2 separate regions of the Homo sapiens genome follow, and region 2 is linked to region 1. A link is an interaction called in ENCODE POLR2A ChIA-PET data of the cell type or tissue named here. Cell type or tissue: MCF 10A. All regions are shown on one strand. Links, peaks and the distances in the headings refer to the core of each region. The heading gives the core; the rest is flanking DNA.

What was found. Peaks named below come from ENCODE experiments on the same cell type or tissue, not always from the same donor. Only the 100,000 strongest peaks of a DNase experiment are listed, where the experiment ranks them.
Region 2: POLR2A ChIA-PET joins it to region 1 with 10 read pairs; 2 of 35 experiments call an interaction of 5 or more read pairs at or near these places.

The regions. Positions count from the first base shown.
Region 1 is chr3:187,805,835-187,816,159 of GRCh38, forward strand. No RefSeq gene overlaps it. Among named protein-coding and RNA genes, the nearest start is that of BCL6, 66 kb to the left of the region's middle. In MCF 10A, for the core only: no CTCF peak of the experiment used is centred there; DNase peaks (open chromatin) are centred at 3,347 and 6,227.
Region 2 is chr3:187,873,560-187,883,884 of GRCh38, forward strand. It overlaps LOC105374264 (a long non-coding RNA gene), which reads right to left. Exons shown (of 3, transcript XR_924813.3): 2 at 3,448-3,563. Among named protein-coding and RNA genes, the nearest start is that of LINC01991, 98 kb to the right of the region's middle. In MCF 10A, for the core only: no CTCF peak of the experiment used is centred there; no DNase peak of the experiment used is centred there.

The DNA of each region.
Region 1 (10,325 bases), core at 1,365-9,364:
ACATTCACTGTAGACCTCCTATGTGCCAGGCCTGATACCTGGTGCTGAGAGGGCATTCTCACAGCAAGGGATTTGTACCTTGTATCAGTCATCAGGGTCCCACTAGGGAAACTAAAGCTACTCTAAGTGTCTGAGCAGAACGAGTTTAATGTAGGTCACTGGCGACACAGGTGGTGGAAGAAGTTAAGAAGCTAACCCAGACATTAGCAATAGCAGAAGTTATTACGCTGGTGCTGCTAGACTAGGCCAGAGAGATAAAGAAAGGAGGTCATGTTACTGGAATCCAGAAGCCAGGGTCACCTGGTAGAAACTGGACCACGGTGGGCCTGTCCAGTAGAAGCTGGAGCTATGGGTGGGGATAGAACGAGCCAGAGGTGCTGGCAGAGGCAGAAAGGGAGAGAAATAAACCCAGCTTCTTCCTGCCTCCTGCCCCTCTGTCTCCTGACAATGTCTCCCACTGGCTGTGCCCAGGGGAAGCCAGCTGATGTGGGTACTTGGGATACACAAGGGTCATCCCTCTGTGGTTGAGGGAAGAGCAATGAATGGACTAATGAATCCGAGGATAGATTCATTCATTCCTTTGTAGTTAGGTGTGACTGAGTTCCAGCTAACGGAACATGAGTGGAAATATATGTGCCACTTCCAGGCCTGGCTGTGAAAACCTCCCATGCACACTCCAGCATGGTTCCCCCTCCTGCCAGACTGGTATCTATTCCTTCTCTGTGTTGGTCTCCATGAATCTTGAAATATAACTTATTGTTTAAAATCCAAGTTTTTACCATGATTTCTAAGGCCCTTCATCATGTGGCCCTTCCCTAGCTTCCCACTCTCATTCTGTGTGTCCTGCCCTCATTCACACACCACACTGGCCTTTGCTTTGCTCTCAATATCCCAGGCACGTCCCATCTCAGGGCCCTGCACTTGTAGCTTCTGCTGGACTCCTCTCCTCTTGTCTTTCTCTTAACTGATAACTGTTCACCATTTGGATGTCAGCTCGACTGTTATTTAGTTAGGCGACCACTTACTCCATCTAAGAAAGGCCCCCTTCAGCTTAAATGACAGTCACATTTCCTTATTTTATTTTCCTCATGATACCTGAGATGATTTTGGTTATGTGTTTATTTATGTAGCATAACCTTCCCAAACCTGTAAGCCCCTTGAGGATAGGAGCATGATCTTAATATTTGCTATATCCTTGTATCAGTCAGTTAGATGTTCACCAAAATCTTTCTTTTTCTTGAAAATAGAGCAGGGCTCATTTCAGATTCCTTTGTAGTTAGGTGTGACTGAGTTCCAGCTAATGGAACATGTGTAGAAATATATGTGCCACTTCCAGGCCTGGCTGTGAAAACCTCCCATGCACACTCCAGCATGGTCCCCCCTCCTACCAGATGATGACAAGGCCTCAGGGAGTAGTAGAGGGACGAGATGAAAGAAACCTGGCCTCTTGAATGACTAAGTGAAGGAGAGTTGCCCCAGCAACCTACATTCTCCTCCAAGACTGTTATGTGAGCAAGAAATAAGTTCTGTGTTGACTCATTACATGAGGCTACCCTAACTAAAACAATGCCCAATGCCAAGAGCAGTACCTGGTCCATAATTAGCCCTCAATGAACAGTGATTGAATGACTGACTATTACACACTTAATAATGATGTGTTCAGTGATGAAATGTCTTTTCCCAACACTCGTTCTTCATTTACTAAGCTCCCTGAGGACAAGGATGTTTTATCAATCTCTATACACTCTGTGCTTTCCACTGTACCTAAACCTCAGTAGTCATTCAATGGATGTGTGTTGCATTGAGTTTCCAGGCAATGTAAGGGAGACAATGACTGGCAAAGCATGGTCAAGATGCACGAGCATGAGGAGGTGTTAGACATGCCTGTGACCACCAATGTTGGTGCAGTTCTTGCAAGCTTACCAAGGGCTCTTCACCTGCTTCTTATTTGTAACAACAATTCTGAAATGTAATAACTTTTATAATTCCCATTTTAGACATAATAAATATGAGTTCACAAAGGGATCTTTGCTCAAGATTTTACTTTTTAAAGTGATAAAGCTAGAATTCATTCATTGTTTTGTTTTTTTTGAGAGGGATTATCACTCTGTCACCCAGGCTGGAGTGTGGTGGTGTGATCTCAGCTCACGTCAACCTCCCCCTCCTGGGTTCCAGCCATTCTCCTGCCTCAGCCTCCTGAGTAGCTGGGATTACAGGTGCCCACCACCATGCCCAGCTAATTTTTGTATTTTTAGTAGAGATGGGATTTCACCATGTTGTCCAGGCTGGTCTCAAACTCCTAACTTCAAGTGATCCACCCACCTCGGCCTCCCAAAGTGCTGGGATTACAGGTGTGAGCCACTGCGCCCGGCCCAATTCATTGTTTAAGAATACTTATTGAGTGCCTAAGATGGGCTAGTGCCCTGGCTGAATCTTCTGCACCTACTAGGGGCTTAGGAAATATGAGAACTCAAAGTTCTGAAGAAATTGGAATTACCTCCCAGAAGACAAATGGGAGGCTCCAGGCTCCAGCCGAGGACTGAGAAAATTGCCTGTGTCATGCAGCCGACGTGTTGAGCTGGGATGCCACTGCTGCTGCTGTGTGCCTTATGCAAGTTTCTGGGTGGTCTGCCAGACTCTCCTGGAATCAACAACAGCGCAGGGACCCCCTTTGCAGCTCTTCTACTTGCCCGGGCTAATGGCCCTGGCATTCTAAGTCTGCCCTTTTCCATACATTCTTTCCTCCTTTCTGTGCCAGGATTTCAGTAGATGATTTAGAGTGAGTTCCGGGCCATTTAGCTCAGAGATTTGGGTGAAAGTTTCCTCCCACCCATCCCAGGCCTCAGATAGCCCATCAGGGTATGACCAGGTCCTGTGAAGGAAGGGGAAGAAAAGCTTGTGGAGATTTTCAGGCACAGGGTAGGAGACGTTTCCTCAGCTGCTGCATTTGCCTACTGTAATCTGGCTGTACAAGGCTTGTCAATAATAGATTGGTTGAAAATGTAGGACAAAAAACTCAGGAAGACGTAACTTGCCTACACAGAGACTGCAAAGGCCCCTGGAGGGTTGCTGGCAGGCTGGATGATTTGTCGCTGCAAAGAGGGAAGGCGCTGTTGCCTGAAGGGGCAGGTGGCCGAAAGAAAAGAGGAAGATTAGATGACCAGTTCTTCACAGGGGTTCAGCCTTTACCAGCCTGGAGACACTCCTCTCTGTGCTTGAGCGCCTCTCTCTGTAAATAAATCCAGGCTGCTCTTACAGTGCAGGATGTCCCACATACCGTACATCTGAGGTGGGGTGAAATACAAATATGCCTTTTCATAATAGCTTTACACCTGGTGCAGCAGAGGACTGGTTTATTACCTTGGTAAACAAAAGTTAGAATTCAAGCAAAGTACAAACTTTGCCGAAGGCACTTCTGACAGTGCACCTTGTGTTTGTGAAGTGAACTCGATATATATACGATGTGAAGCAATGGAAGGCTGGGCTTTTTCTTTCTTTCTTTCTTTCTTTCTTTTTTTTTTTCACTTGTCTGATTTGCAAGGTTTAAAAGTTCACGTGTGTGTGTGTGTGTGTGTGAGAGAGAGAGAGAGAGAGAGAGAGAAAGGTTGGGGGAATTTACTTTGGCTCTGGCTTTTTCCAGCATTTTGAAATCATGCTGTTTAGCGTGGAAAAAAATATGTGAGCCAATTTATATTGTTTTCCAGAGAGAATGTACTTCTTGCTGCTCTCAGAGTGACAATGAGAATTTTTGGGTTGGAGACAGGGTAAACCAGTTTGGGGAACACACAAAGGAACCAGGATTTGCATTAAATCTAACTTAAATTAAACAATAAAAAATAAATATTTATTCAGTGCATTTTTTTTTGCACCAAGCACAGAACCAAAAACTTTCATCACCATTATTTCATTTAGTCTTCTCAACCGCATGAAGCAGGGATTCTTGATCAAAATATCCATTTCACAGGTGAGGAAACTGAGGCTATGGTTGCTCAAGTATTCAAGCTTGTGTGTTCTAATTCTAAATTCAGGTTTTTATGCATGTCCCCTAAGCTGTGCACGGGATCACAGACTATATGGTGTCCTGTCACTTTGCTTCTTTTTCCTGAACCCCCGCATTTTTCAGCCTTGTTCTCTGCCTCAATGAATAGTGATTGTGCCACTTCCAGGCCTGGCTGTGAAAACCTCCCATGCACACTCCAGCATGGTCCCTCCTCCTACCAGGTGATGACAAGGCCCCAGGGAATAGCAGTACTTGGGGAAATGACTGATCTTCTCCGTTCTTTGGTGTATTTCTGCCCAGATGATCTCCATACTGCTTACTTATCACCTAGTCATTTGAGCTGCCCTACGACCAGCCAGCACCTTCATGCATTCCAATACCAAGGATCTGAAACATGTGGATTAGATTTCCCCTCAAAACACACATAAGCCGAAAAGCTAAGGCAGAAAGTGCAAAGCAAGAACACATCTTATGTTTGGTTAGCTCCACAAATGCCTCTGCATTCTCCCATCCCCAGCTTGAATAAATCAGATAAGCTTCAGCAAAAGCATCTGAACTTTTTGGATTCTTTTCCCAAACAAGCCTTTGAACCTGAAGAACTTTGCCTATCTCTGCGTGTTCACTCCTCAAATGTTCAGCTGGGGCTTGCCCACTGCACAGCTCAAGCTGGTGAAATTTAACTCTTTCATCCACAGATTACTTTCCAACCCGTCTGAAGTGACAGTAAACTCATTAGGCTCATTTTCAAGAAGACTCTCTATGAATGTGTCAGCTTATGCCTGTCTCCACAGACGAAGGATTCCTTCAGGGAACATATTAAACTGAGACTAGTGAGAGGTGATGCCATTAAAGCGTTGTCAGTTCAGCAGTTTTATGGTACCAGAGCTGTGGCTGCTTGTCCTTAGCAGGATTTCAAGAGAAAGCCTCGTCTCCCTCCTCCAGATCCCCTGCTACCTCCACCCCCTACCATGGATGCATCTTTAATTGCAGTTCCTTGAGGAATGCCTTTGGCTTTATTTATTACAAGCTGTTAGAAAATTATTGGAACACAAATACTTATTACAGTGAACAGATTTCAGTTGCAAATGGATTCAACCCAATTCCTGTGCCCAAGCCCCTGAGGGAACAGGAATGGAGATCTCTGGGCTGTGAAACGAAACTTGGTCAAGGATGCTTCCTTCAGAGACTCTGCTCTGAAAACCCAGGAGAGCCAAAAAGTGGAAGGCTAGCATTTAAATGAACTGTAAAGAGCATCTAACCAACCCCTTTGTCTTACAGAGGAGGAAATGGAGGTTCAGTGGAAATAGCAAGGCCAAGGCTAAAATAGCCAGCCAACAATAGGCCTCTGCAACTCCCCGGCCAGGCATTATAGCTCTCTTCCATGCTGTCTTTTATACCCAGAGAAAGTGAGATTAAATAAAGCCAAAAAAAAATTGGCCCTAAATCCTGGCCTGGATCCACGTATCCGGGCTTTTCATTACAGCTTGTCAATACATGGCCATAGATTGAGTCCATAGAAAGATGCTCACCCCACGACAGAAGAGAGACAGGAAACCTGGAATGCTTCTGAAACATTGACTGGAAATCTTACTCAATGTTAAGAGATCTTAGTGTATCTTTACATGGTAACATTTCTAGACCAGATAGGCAACGCTTAAAGAGAAATCTATACTCCTTTCCTACTTTCAATTTCATTCTCATTAGCTGCTTTGATTTTCTTGCTGGTGACTCTCAGCTGCTATGGATCCTTATTATTGGGAAGTACAGTTAGTCCATGATGGGGTTCTAAATTGAAGTAACTGATAAAGTATGAGAATATTAGGGCTAGAAGAAAACTTAATGATACTCTGGCCATATCTTCAGTTTCCAGTTGAGTACAGTGGGTCTGAGAGAGGTTGAGTGACTTCAGGCAGGGTCACTGGGTACACTATGGACTGCAAAACATTGAATTGCCCCACCACGTGAAAGGAGGTTCCTTCCATCTGACAATGACAAACCACTTCCCTTTGTAATACTTAGGTGTCTTTTATGAATTATTAATGGATTGTGCCCAGTTCTACAGAGCCGAATGTGTATTGCAGCCTAGTCCTAACAAATCCACTGACATCTGCATGAGGTATGGATCATGAGATATCCTCGCCATCTTTTGTTTCATGGAAAGACCAGTAAACAGAAGTCAGGGGAATTTTCCAAGATTACATGGTGAGTCAGCAAAGGCTCTGGGGCAACAAGCTGTTACTGGATGAGGAATCGGAAGATACAAATTCCAGTCTTCACACTGTCTCTAATCATGTGGGAGATCTTGGGCAAGCCACTTCTGTCTCTGAGTCTCAGTTTCTTCACCCATAGAAGGGCTTTTCAGGATGGCCTCTAAGAACCTTTCAGCTTGCTGTGGCCTATGGATCTAGAATACAAGGTTCAGAGCTATTTAATGTCTAAAATATGATTGTGCAAAGCCAGAGATTGCCACAATGATACACCCTCAGAATTCTGGGTTTTGCCTCCAAAATTGGAAGTGTCTTAGCAATTTGTGTGCAAATAATAATAGTAGTAACAATACTTTTTTTTTTCTTAAATTATTTTCAAGCTCTTGGTGATTGCAGTACTTGTCTGCTTGCAAGGACAATCATATAACACAACAAACTAATAACAGACAATGAGAGAACTCAGAAATATGATATCTTTATTATTTTTACTTTTTGAAAAATAATAAGAAAAATAAATGGTATTTATGGAAAACTTACCATATGCCATGCAGTTTATATGTACCATCTGTTTTAAGATCTATGAACAGTGTTATCACGCCCTTTGTATAGATGAAGAAACTGAGATTCAATGATGAAATAATTCATCCGCTACGTACACAACTATTAAGCAATAAAGCCCAGAGTTGAAACCAGCTTTCTTGACTCCAAAGCTGATGTTTCCCACAATTACAGGTTGCATACATAAAATAATACTGCCTTGTTTGTTAGCAAAAGTGTTTTTCCATAAGAAAAGAAAATTAAATGTTCCATAAGAACATTTTATTGGACGTGACAAAGAACACCACCACGGCTTCCCTGGGATGCAACATTTGAACATCTTTGAAAACAGACCAAAAAGTTTGAGGCATTAGTCTGACTTTCCCCCAGTAATTTAGGAGGGATAGATACCTATGTCTAGAATTATTCCATTCAGAAATATTTATTAGTATGTCCATAAGATCTAGGGCCAGGTGGCCATTTCTTGTTTGGAATTTGCATAATTTCACATATGCACTAGACCTTTGTCTTGACCCACTCCCTATTTATTCAATCCTGTAATCCTCCTAGAGATATAGGGCAATATTAGAGCAGACTTGAAGAAACTGTTTCTGATTCAGAGTCTCCCCTAAGAGGGGAAGTGTGTATAAGGTCCCCTCAAAGTCATCCATACAAACAATTTCTAAGCCTATAGACCAATCCAGGACCAGATCCCGTATGTTCATTCATCCAACATTTCTTGACAGCCTTGGATGATTCCAGCACAGTGAAAGACTAATGCTTCCAAGACAAATAAGATTTAGCCTTGAGCTGACCTTGGACACCTAATCTAGGCCAGGCCTAGACTCCAGGAACAACCATGGGCAGCTCCATTTTACCAGCTTCCAAGGTCTAGAAATAAAAGTGAAGTGATATGACAGAAAGTCCTGCATTTTCTGTTTGGGCTTTCACCAGAATGAAAATTACTGTACCCCTTTTGTCATGCTATAATTGCCAAGAACCAGATAATGTTAAAGTTGGAAGTGACACTAGAGATTTAGTTGTCACTTCTGTTCCAATCTCTCCTTTAGAGATGAGGTTACTGAGGTTCAGAGAGTGAAAAAATCATCTAAAGTCACCAACAGAGCATGGGGCAAGGCTGGAATTAAAACCCAGGTCTCCTGGCTCCAGGCTCAATGCTCCTTTCACTGCTATTGTTTAATTGCCTTGGTAATGGGAAAGACATTAGCCGAGAAGAAAAAGAAGCCAGTCTTTGTTAATGAAAAAATGTGATTCAATGGATAGGTGGATCTGTGCTTCCTCTAGCTACCATGGCTCATGGTTATGTTGGGCTAATTCCATCGCCTAGTAGCAAAATGCCTATGCTGCAGCCACTATGAATGTCCTGAATGCAGCAGACTTTTTCATAGCTCTGCACACTACCTTCCCTGAATCCGGAATATCCTCTCATTTGTCCTCATAGCAAACAATTACTCTTTTAGAACCCATTCCATTGCTTCCTTTGTGGAGATGTGGTTAATTTATGCTGGGTCAACTTAGATAAGATGGAGCTACATTTCTCAGACCCCCTTCCCTGCATAGTTCCATATTAGCTTTGGCCACAAGAGATTTTGCATGATATTTGAAATATAGAAGTGAAGCTACTGTTTTAATATTTAGAAGGTTGGTGCAGGACACCACATATTGTGAGAGACAGGAATAGGCTGTAGTGTGCCTGGCAAGGTCCAGACCATCATTGCTCTCTCCTCCTCCACTGCTATTTCTCTTTCTCCACTGCCTACCCTTAAAGTCCAGCACAAACTCAGAAGCAACAGCCTCACATATACTGATTAGCCATTTCCTACAGTTGTACTCAGTAAGGTCCGACAATAAATTTCTGGTCCTATATCATACAAAGTGGTTCTGCTTGTCTGATAGAACACTAACTGGATCAGGAGTCTTCTGTGAATCCCTCAGAATTAATCATTTCCCAGCCACACAACTCTATTAAAGCGTATATCACACCATGCTGTACTTTCATGATTGACAAGTGTTTCTCTCACTGATGGGGATAGCTGACATGTATTGCAGGCTTACTTTGTGTCAGGCACTATTCTCAGCACTATTTAATCCTCACAACAACCTAATGAGGTCAGAGTTGTTATTTTTCTTCCCATTTTATAGATAAGGCAACTCAACTGAGGACCAGACAAGTTAAAAGACTTGCCCATGCTTTCACGACTAGGAAGGAGAGAATCCAGGATTCAGAAACAGACAGCCTGGCCCCAGAGCTAACGCCCTCACCCTCCCTAGGTGAGCTCTTGAAGGAGCATGTCTCATCTGTGAAGGAAAGATCTATCTACTAAGCTTGAAGAGAAAATGACTTTTCTACAAAGTTGAAGAGGGTTGATGGAAATGGAAGCTTTGGTCTAGGGTCCTATCGTACCCTGAATGACATGCTTTCCAGACTGGAAGTTGAGGTTGTAAATGCTCCGTAGTCGATGCCTTGTTAGTGGACAAGAGACCCGCTTACATTTTAGTTATACATCACCTGAAAGCCATCAGTATGCTCTCTGGGAGCTGTAGATACTAACACTGCCTCACACCACTGGATGAGCCTGCTTTTCTCCCTAGCCCAAGCTGATGCCCCACCCTGGGTGGAGCTCTCTCCTGTGGGTCTCCCTGAGTGGAGGGCTGAGATTGTCTGGAGGGAAGAGTTCCCACACAGGTGCCAGGTATGCAATTAGTGTTTAACACCTCATTTTTATGTGAATGATGAAACATGACTTCAAAACAACAGTTCATGTATCGTAATGTGGGCTGGGACTCATAATTTTTAATGTGGCTATCAACTTCTAAATATCAGACTAGAATAAAAAATCAAGTTTGGATTTCAAATCAGAGTATCATGTTGTTCAACATGATATTGGGCTTTCCTTATTCCTCTCTACATACAGGAAAATTTAAAGCCTTCATCTTATGTGTAATACATCAAAAATAAACACACATACACACACAAATAAAAAAGAATAAGCAAAAAACAAAAGATAAAATAAAAAACAAAAGATAAAATATACAACAAAAAGTACATAGAAAAAAATGGTTAGAAATAAAAATCAATGCTACAACGCAACATCAAATGCCTGTCTTGCTCTTCTAGGACACAGAAGGGAGGCTGGTCTGGAAGGTTGAGAGGCTTCGTGCCACTTGAAGTGTTCTACACAAGAGGAGAAAACCAGCCAGGCGCGGTGGCTCACGCCTGTAATCTCAGCACTTTGGGAGGCCGAGGTGGGTGGATCGCGAGGTCAGGAGTTCAAGACAAGCCTGGTCAACATGGTGAAACCTCGTCTCTACTAAAGATACAAAAAATTACCTGGGTGTGGTGGCATGCACCTGTAATCCCCGCTACTCAGGAGGCTGGGGCAGGAGAATTGCTTGAACCTGGGAGAGGTGGAGGTTACAGTGAGCTGAGATCACACCACTGCATTCCAGCCTGGGCGATCGGGCAAGAATCTGTCTCAAAAAAAAAAAAAAAAAAAAAAAGGAGAAAACCCATAAAACATTCACTGCATCATCAATATCTGCTATCAATATTATGTAGA
Region 2 (10,325 bases), core at 814-8,813, 67 kb after region 1:
ATTTTTTTGTATTTTTAGTAGAGACGGGGTTTTGCCATGTTGGCCCAGCTGGTCTTGAACTCCTGACCTCAGGTGATCCACCCACCTCGGCCTCTCAAAGTGCTGGGATTACAGATGTGAGCCACCAAGCCTGGCCTCAGCATAGTTTTTAAAGTGGCAGTAGGAACTGAATCAAGGGTCTTCTGAGGACTGAAGAAAATAATGTACTTTGTGTACCTGGCACAATGCTTGTGCTCAAAAAACGGTGACTGGTACCAGTATTGTGTCCGATGCCTGGCCTGGCAGCCTTGGGTCAGCTGCTTTATTTTTCCAGGCCTAAGGTTTCTCTGTAGTAGTAGCTGCCTGAGTAACTCAAAGGTTTGTTGTGAGGCTCAAATAAGATGATAAATGTGGAAGTGCTTTGGAAACCGTAATGCTCTGTACATATCAAAGAGGTTATTATACTTCTATTATATCAATCCACTATGGGTTCAGATAGGAGAACACTCTAGTAATCCTTTAGTGGCAGTTAGTGTCTGAAATCCTGAGACCAAAGGACTTTGACCTGAGGCTCCACATTTGTTCTCTTTTAGAGATAATTAATTTCAACCATTCATCAAATAAGCCTATATTAAGCACTCACTGCAAGCAGAAAACTGTTAAATGCTGTGTGTTTTCTGAAACAAAAAAAAAAATTAGGGTACTTAGCCCAGTCCTCCAAAAATATCCCATTATAGTTAAGAAGACGCGAAATGGATGTAATCCTAGTAGGGCGGAGGCTTTCTGCAGGAGTGTGTTTCAGGAGCTGCTTAAAAGGAGAAAGGGAGGAGAAAGATAACTAATGTGGTTTGAAAAACTTCAGTGTGCCAAGCACCATGCCAAACTCTTTACATATAATTGTCTCCTTCAGTCCTCACAATGACATTGTGAGATGGCTTATGTGTTAACTGCCTTTGCAAATGATAAAACAGATGGTTGGAAAAATTGTATTACGGCAGCGTTAGCACTGAAATCCCGGTCTGGAGATACTCTACCATCCTGCTACCCCTGAACATATTTTTCTGCCCAAAATAATTATTTCTCCACCTAGACTACCAAAAAAAAAATCTGTTCAAATATTTGCCTGTTAGATAATAACATTCCTGTTCAGTGAGTTTTCTTCTGAAATTTCATGTTAAAATAATTAATAATAATATTGTATTTGCACAGAACTTCAGTGTTTTAAAAGCATAGTATGTCCACATCTTTTCCTTCCTTGGTTCTCCAACAGCCCTATGGGCAAGGCACCATGTTATACCCAACGTGTCACAGATAATAAATGGGCAAAGGATTGTGCTTTAGTTTGCTGCTACATTGTAAAAGGAATAGTGCTTCCTTAATGGTATGTATTTTGTCTCTTATTGAGAATCACATGACTTTAAATATTGCTGAAAATTTTATAAAGGCTTGTCGTCATGTTTAGGATGTCTTACTCATCATCGCGGCCTCCTCTCATCATTCCGTTTCTCATGACAAAATATACATTTACATTGTAAACAACGATGGATACAAATCCGTTTTCAAAATATCTTCTGGACAGGTTATTTTGTCCTTTGTTGACTTCCTGTCAGCTCAGGTTAGATGATAATTGCTTTTATCTTGTCACATGGCTGGCAGAGTTTTTACCAGGAGTAGAAAGGGTTAACTCTGCCATTTCCTTGTTGTCTGGTTGTGTTTGCAACGTAAGTATTATCTTCAATCTACTGTTTGCAGAGGTTTTCTTTTTCTTCTTTTTTTTGAGACAGAGTGTCCCTGTGTCTCCCAGGCTGGAGTGCAGTGGCGCGATCTCAGCTCACTGCAAGCTCCGCCTCCCGGGTTCACACCATTCTCCTGCCTCAGCCTCCCGAGTAGCTAGGACTACAGGTATTCGCCACCACGACTGGCTAATTTTTTTTTTTTTGGATTTTTAGTAGAGACGGAGTTTCACCATGTTAGCCAGGATGGTCTCGATCTCCTGACCTTGTGATCCACCTGCCTCGGCCTCCCAAAGTGCTGGGATTACAGGCGTGAGCCACCGCGCCGGGCCTGCTTGCAGAGGTTTTTTAAGGCAGAAATCATTTTAACTCACTGAAGTCCATTTTGAAAGATTAGGTTAATGGAAACTGGATAACATCATCCATAGATCCGCTTGATGGGGCTCTTGTAAACTGATGAATGTGACGATACACTGAGAGTTCAAGAAAAAATAAATGTAGATTGCCACATGGTTCAACTCCTCTTCTCAGGTGAGAGGTATTTCTCAGGTGTCATAAAGCATGCAATTGTCAAATGCACATACAAACAGCAATATAGGCAGTAGTGCCCGTGCACTTATTAAACATTCATTCAGTTGTCTTTCTTTTCTAAATTTAAAATATAAACAATTCTTGGTGGTTATGTAATTCTACACATGCAAAAAAGTTGCATAGAAGCACACACACACAAATAAGTGCATATAAATACGGGAAATACAAACAGACTCTGGCTTGTACTGATGTCCATTTCCTTGTTTTAACAAGACTGCAGTTATGCAAGATGCTACCACAGAGGAAAAGTAGGTGAAGGGTGCAGTGAGACCTCTCCATTTTCTTTCGGCAGCTTCTTGTGAAGTCTATAATCATTTCAAAAATTACATAAATAGAAGTTCTAACATCCTGGCATCCCAGTAGATTCGCTGCACCTCCAGGAGACTGCACCCTGTTGGAGCCATGGCCTTGGTTCACCGTGAGACCTGGAGGGAGGCATTTCCACTCTTGAGGCTAATTTCCCTCATCTGTAAAATGCACAGTTTGGCCCAAAGCTCCACTCAGCTCTAAAATTCTAGGATTGTATATGCACAGTTTGGTGTAGGGAGGTGTAAATCTCACTCAGATTATGAGCCAGCTCTAGGTGGTGAAGGGAAATGTGCTCAGCTGTTTGATATAAAGTCTGCTTTCCTGGAAAATGAACTTGGAGCCATTTACCTCTTCCCATTGGCTCCTTCAAAGGGTTTTCTGACTAAGGAAACACAGAAAGTTTGAAAATATTTTCATCAAATACCTTGAAAACAGCATCACCAAAACCAAATAAAAGGAAAAGGTAACATTACTTGCTGAAGATGATGACCTCTCTACTGAACCTTCAGAGTTGATTTAGAGCACATGGAAGCTATTCTCTGCTTCCCTGACCTGTTTAGGCTGCTCAAAATGCTAGGTGCAGAGGAAAACACCCTTTTGGCAGCCAAGATGGAAGAGATATAAGTGGATTTGTAGTAAGAGTCTGGGCCTGCAGAAATTTGTGTCACCCTGACACTGAAGAGGGAAAGTTGATTGTTCTCCAATGCACAGCAATTAAAAGCTCATCTCTGGAGAAAGTCGGGAGGCAGGGGTTACATATATATATATATGTATTTTCACATCTGCAGACAATTTTTTAACCCTGGTAACTGATTGATTGGGATAATGTATTTACCTTGGATATGGAAAGCAGGAAGAACAGTTCTTGCGTGACTTTCAAGGTAGTCTATACCTTCAAGTGTTTTCAGCTATGTATCTTCTTTTGATCTTCTCTATTTTCTTGGATTTATCCTACAAAAATAACCACATGTTAATGAAAAGATAAATATATAAGTTTGCTTACTGCCACAGTGTTTGAACTTTAAAAGTCTGGAAACAATTTAAATGTCCAACAATAGAGGACTAGCGAAATTATGCCAGTGGTTTTAAACTTGACTAATGAATCAATAAAATAAGAAGAAATGACATAAGATTGACATCTTTAATTTTGTGTAATAAACATTTAAAAATACTAGTAAATAAAAATACTATTGTCCCATCAAATAAAGGATATTTTGACACCGAAAGTAAAGGGAATCCCATCACAATAAAAGGCCTCACCAGAGAAAAGATCATTGGCAAACCATGCCAACATATGAGAGTAGAGCAAGAGGGTCCTTAATGCAAAAAATGGCAAAATCTGAATAGAGTGTATAGATTAACATTAATATTGTATCAATGTTAACTTCATAATTTTGCTAATTATACTGTGGTCGTGTTAAAAGAATATCCTTGTTTTTAGGAAATACACCCTGAAGTATTTAGGAGTAAAAGGATATCATGTCTACAGCATACTCACAGACAGTTCAGAGAAAAAAAAAAAACCCTTCTATATATTTGTAGAAAAAGAACGATAAAGCAAGTGTGGTAAAAATGTTAACATTAGGGGAATATGGGGGAAGAGTATATGGAATTCATTGTACTATTTTTGCAACTCTTCTGCAAGTTTAAAATTATTTCATTATACAAAGCTAAAAATGTATATATTAAATTTTTATTTAAAATGCAGAAAAATACACTAATAAGTGTGGTGGAATGTTATAATGGTGGCGTTTTTCTTGGTATGAATTTGTTGTGCAACACCATGTCGTGTGCCACATCCAACTACTTCTGGCTCTTTTTTAAATTCACAAACTCAATTCCAAAGAAATATGTTAAAGAAATGGAAGTAACATGTGAGACTATATCACTTGATATGTAGATACTTGGCACTAAAAGTGAAGCAAGGAAGACCCCTGCCTGCTCTGCCTTTTCACCCAAGAACCTGGAGTAGGGATGGCTATGGCAAGCCTGCTGTCTGCCTCACGGTAGCAGGAGGCTTGCGGCTCAGAGTCCAGTCATGCAGAGGGCCAAATCCCCGTCTCCCAACACAGAGCGGGAATTTACCCCAGACAGGGACCACCTGCTATTTGATAGCTCATGAAATAGAGCACACACATACAATGGAACACTATTGTATTTACTTCTGGCATGCGGTCTTGGAAGTTACTTACGACAATACCTCTTTGCCCTCTCCTATCCTGTAGGGCATATCCAGATTAATCTCTCCAAAACATTTTCTGGCCCTTACTTACAAAACTTTTTTTTAAAAAAAAGACTCCTAAGCCTAACATCTAATGTCTTGCAGAATCTGGACCCACTTCTTTTCCCGAATTATTTGTCTCCTCCTATTCCCTGATTGAAGCTCCATTCCAAACATGGTATGTTAGCATACCTGGACAGAGCATGCATGTTTCACCTCAGAAGATTGCTTGTGCTCTGTCCTGTGCCTGGCATGCTCTTCTTGCTATTTTTTTCCAAATAGCAAATTCTTACCAATTTTCATCTTCAGGGCAGTATATGTAGGACACAGATTAGAACCCAAAAGAGACTAGATTCATATTGAAAAACCCATGGTTTGTGGATTTCTCTGCATTTTCGTGGATAATTTACAGACTCCAAAGAATGAAGAGCGATTGATGGAATTGTAAGCAGTCTGATTGGAATATAGATATATTTAGGGGTAGAAATCATCATTCCATACCATCATGCCTGGTAAATTTTATTAACATCAAGGCCACCCCACCCTTCTCTAATCCTACTTGTGGTCAACAATATCATTGGAATGGAATTTAAAGAATCAGCTCTTTCTACGAGATAATCCAAATTGCCCAATACAGAATTTTGAGACCGGTAAATTTAGTTCTCAGTTCTCCTCAACTGTTTCCCTTTCATTTCCTTCTTGGTTCATCCATAATGAAATAACATGTCAAGAGATGTACATTCTGGACACCAGGGCAAATAAAGACATTATTTTGTAGGTGGTGAAGCACCTCTTGGAAAAGGAAAGCAACTGCTCAAAGCCTCATGGTAATAGTGTTTGGTCTGTAAAAGCTCCTGAAGGATTATGTTTATTTTGCTCAATAAATATTGAATGAATAAATAGAGGCTGAGCTGGATCTAGAATAAGTTTCTTTTCCCCTCACCCTTGGTCCTACTCTCTTGCCAAGAGACTGCACTCTCTTTGGCCTTGTATTAGTGTGTATGCATCTGTGTCCTCTATTTTACTCTAACTTCTGGGAGAAGGAATCATGTTTTACTCATTATTGTCTTTCTCCTAATACCTGGTGAATATCTGGCTTTTAGAAGATTTTCAGTAAAGGTATATTCAATAAATATGAAAACAAATACCCATCATGTAAAATTAAAAGAAATTGGTCAGCTTTTTTTTTTTTTTTTTGGTATGGTTGGTTCATTTACATAAACTTTGCTTAACTGCATAATTTTATGAATATTATATCTACACAATGATACTATAGTAGGCTTAAGTGTTATTTCTTGCAATGTCTTTCATGACCACCCCAGATGTCATTAAAAGTTCTCTTTCTCCATTGTGTCATTGTACCTGTAATTATTTGTTGATACAGCTATGTTGGCCCACGGAGGAAACAGGATCTTTTTGAATTTGGAAACTGTCGTATTCGACTTTGTATCCACAGTATCTAATATTGAACTTAACATGCAGTGGTATACTAGGGCTGTTTTGTTTTGTTTTGAGACAGAGTCTTGTTCTGTCACCCTGGCTGGAGTGCAGTGGCACGATCTTGACTCACGGCAACCTCCACCTCCTGGGTTCATGCAATTCTCATGCCTCAGCCTCCCCAGTAACTGAGATTACAGGTGCGCACCACTGCACCCAGCTAATTTTTGTATTTTTGGTAGAGACAGAGTTTTGCCATGTTGGCCAGGCTAATCTCAAACTCCTGATCTCAGGTGATCTGCCCACCTCGGCCTCCCAAAATGCTGGGATTACAGGTGTGAACCACCACACCCAGCCATGCTAGGGTTTTTTGAATGAATGTGAATTGTTTTGAAATAAAATATAATAGTTTAAGAATATCTCAGAATGTATATGAAGGGATTTTTCTAAAGAAGAGGATCCCTGAAATCAGATAGTAATTTGATTTTGTTGTTGTGGAAGTGACTGGCCATTTGCTAATTGTCCAAATTGCTTGGTCGTGTTGTCAGTATGAAGTTAGTTTTTTAATTTGGATATTAAGGACATTTGCCTGCTCCTCACCTTTATTTCAGAAGCCCTCCTTTTCATTGGCCATTCTTTAAACTAGGAGATAAGCTACAGATTCCTATTATAAGCTTTTATGATCTTTAACAGAAACACTGCATGCAACTAAATATCTAATCTACCAGCCTTCTCAAAAGCACATATCATGCCTTTGGGGTAAAAGAAAGTTAAGAAATCATCAGGAAAAATCAGTCAATGAGATCAGTTGAGATGACTCACAACAATCTCTTCCAATTCAAACTCCTCCCACCATATAGCTGCTGCCATTTTTAGCAGTGGATAATGTCGCCTTAATTCTGCAGATAATGTAAATCTTAACTTAGACAAAGTAAAGAAACAGAATTTAGCCAGGAAATGAGAAGAATCAAAGATGTCATGACTGCTATCTTTAAATACCTAGAAGGTCTAGTAAGGTGGTGAATCCCCCAGCATTTATGTGAGAGTCCCAAGATCTAAAATTTAAAAAAAAGACAGTGAGTAGAAATTAATACATGGTTTGACTCATTATAGGGACCAACTTTCTATCAGACAAAATATTTCATTAACAGAATAGGCTGCCTCAGAAGTTAGTGAGTCACTGTCAGTGACAAGTAGGTAACCAATGCAATCAAAATAAATTAAAAATATTTATTGGGTACTTACTTCAAGCTGGACACTGTTTACGGCACTGGAGATGCAGGCAATGAGTATAGCAGAATTATTGATCCTAAGGGGACCCATAGAGCAATGGAGGAAGATAGACAAATGAGCAGATAACAATATATTGTGACAAATGTTCCAGGACAGGTGGAGGTAATATACAATGGGAACACAGAGAAAGGAGTAATTAACTGAAGCCTCAAGAAAGGCTTCAGAGAGAAGGAGATATTTGAGCTCAATCTCAAAAGTGATTAGGTTTTGAAGAATATTGAAAGTACTCAAGTTTTGAGGGAGTGGGTTACGAAGAAACTCGGAAGGGATTCTGTTGAGGAATTGGACTAACTAAATTTCCCCTTTCTTTCATATCAAAGATTCTATCGGTCTATAGGTTGAAGAACATCTATTTTAAAAATGCCATCCTCTCTTCCCCAGGAACATGGAACAATTAGAAGTAGAATGTTTCCTAGTATGTGCCCTTAGAGAAATCTACATAATGATGGGATTATGGTGTTTGTCAATCAGCATAAGGTTTGGCAGTATGGCTTTTTCTCAATGTGGGGAGGGTCCTCAGAATGACTTGTTCTGGTAAGTAGTTCCTCAGCAACTCCCCCACACTTTTCATTTGCCCAGCAAGTCCATTCATGGTGGATGGTACTATGGCAAATTTCAGCCTATTGAAATGATCATACATTCAATATTTGTGGTATTCAAGCCTCTGAAATTTCATGGTGATATCTCTTGCTCTCCATTCCATAGACGGAGCTTTGGCCACGGAGAAGGTAAATGTCCTCCACATGGGGCTTACTACTGGACTACAATTTATTTGAGCCTCATTTAGCAGACTCTCATGTATATGATTAACACATAACCCTTTGAAAATGCAAACAGTTTTTACCTTTAATTTTTTTTTTACATCAACCATAATCTTCCTGGCTGACACTAAGAGGTTGGGTAAAGAAGATTGGAGATTTTCATTTATTTGTTTGTTTTATTTGCCTATGAACTTCTCCAGCTGGTTTCCTGCCTCCTGCAGGAACCTCTTGGACACCTAAACTGGCAAGTTAATTTTAGATATTAGCTTCATGTCTCTCATTAGTAAAATTGGGTTTAAAATAATTAATTCTAGGAATCCTGACGCTACAGTCATTAAACCACCAACATGCAGGATATAAAAAAGGCAAGCACACTGTTGGAGCTGAGATTCTATTCATCTGGTTTTTTTGAACTAAGTTCACCATTTTTACTTGAAATAAAACCACTTTTCAACCTATATTCACATTCACATAAATTCCTATAAATGAATGTATACAACAATTTTATTCATAATTGACCCAAACTAGAAATAACCCAAATGTCTGTTAATTGGTGAGTGGTTAAACAAACTGGAAAATGCATACAACCAGTTTCTTCTCAACAATAAAAGGCAATGATCTACTGATACACATAACAAAACAGATAAATTTTCAATGCATTATGTTAAGTGCAGGAAACTACACTCAAAAAGTTACCTATCCTATGATGCCATTTTTATGGTGTTTTAGGAACGGAAAAAATACTGGCCTTCAATATAGACCATTGGTTGCCAGGAACTGGGGGCGAGGAGAAGCATTGATCACAGAGGGGTAAGAAGCAATATTTTGGGGTAATGCAACTGTTCTAGATCTTGATTATGGTGGTTACATTGACTATACACATTTGTCAAAAATCAGAGAATTCAATGCTAAAAAGGATGAAATTTATTGTATGTAAATTACACTTCAATAAACTTGATTTAAAACAACAACAATAAAAACAAAGGAAAAACCACTTCCTCCCTTTTACCAGGACTTCAGGATATAAAGTTTCCCATATTTCTTTTCTCCACACGTGTTCACCTGCTTTTGACCCATCCAACTTCCCAATGTTGTCCTCCATTTTCTATGCTGTGCTTTAGACTCCATGTTCGTTGCGCACTGGCCTTGTCTACCATGCTTCCACTCTGCTTAATGTCTTCTTCTCATTTCTCAGCAATCTTCCAGTGTCTAAATCCTACCCATTTTTAAAGGCAAATCCAAATGCAACTTTCTGCCTGATGAGAAGTCTTCTCTACTTACGCTGGCTGAGAGAGGTTCAGCCCCAATGCATACCCTTTTCACTGCTGTGTTTTTATCTTATCTCCTGCACAAAGTAACAAACATCAGAATTCTTTTTAAAAAGTATTTATTATTTTACTTAAAATAATAAACACATTACATGTTAAATAAATAACATATTTTTTGAAAAATAACAATTTTTCTAAACCAAAACAGATACAGTGAGAAGAGTGATGCTGTTTTATATTTTTGCAGTTATCTCTTCAATGTCTGGCTTGAGGACTGCTTGATTCTCCCAGCTGCTGCTGTGTTCAGTCTGTTGCAAAATCACATGTCATGTAGCCTCTGGAAAACTCCACTGTACATTCATGATAGAATGAGTTTGAAAGAGGCAAATAATGTGTCAGTGCTATCATGAAATTAGTTAACCTTCTGATAGGATTCCAGAGATTTAGGGAGGTTCCAAGACAAAACTTTGAGAAGTGCTGCTGAAGACCATCTTCTTTTTTTAATTAATAAACTTTATTTTTCTGAGCAGTTTTATGTTCAGAGCAAATGTGGGCAAAAAATAGAGTGCTCCCATGTACTGCCTGTTCTCCCCACTCCCCCAACACACATACCCACACAACCTCCCCAGCTATCAACATCCCGCACCAAAGTGGTACATTTATTATAATCTGTAGACCTATATTGACACATCATTATTATGCAAACTTCACAGTTTGCATTAGATTTCACTCT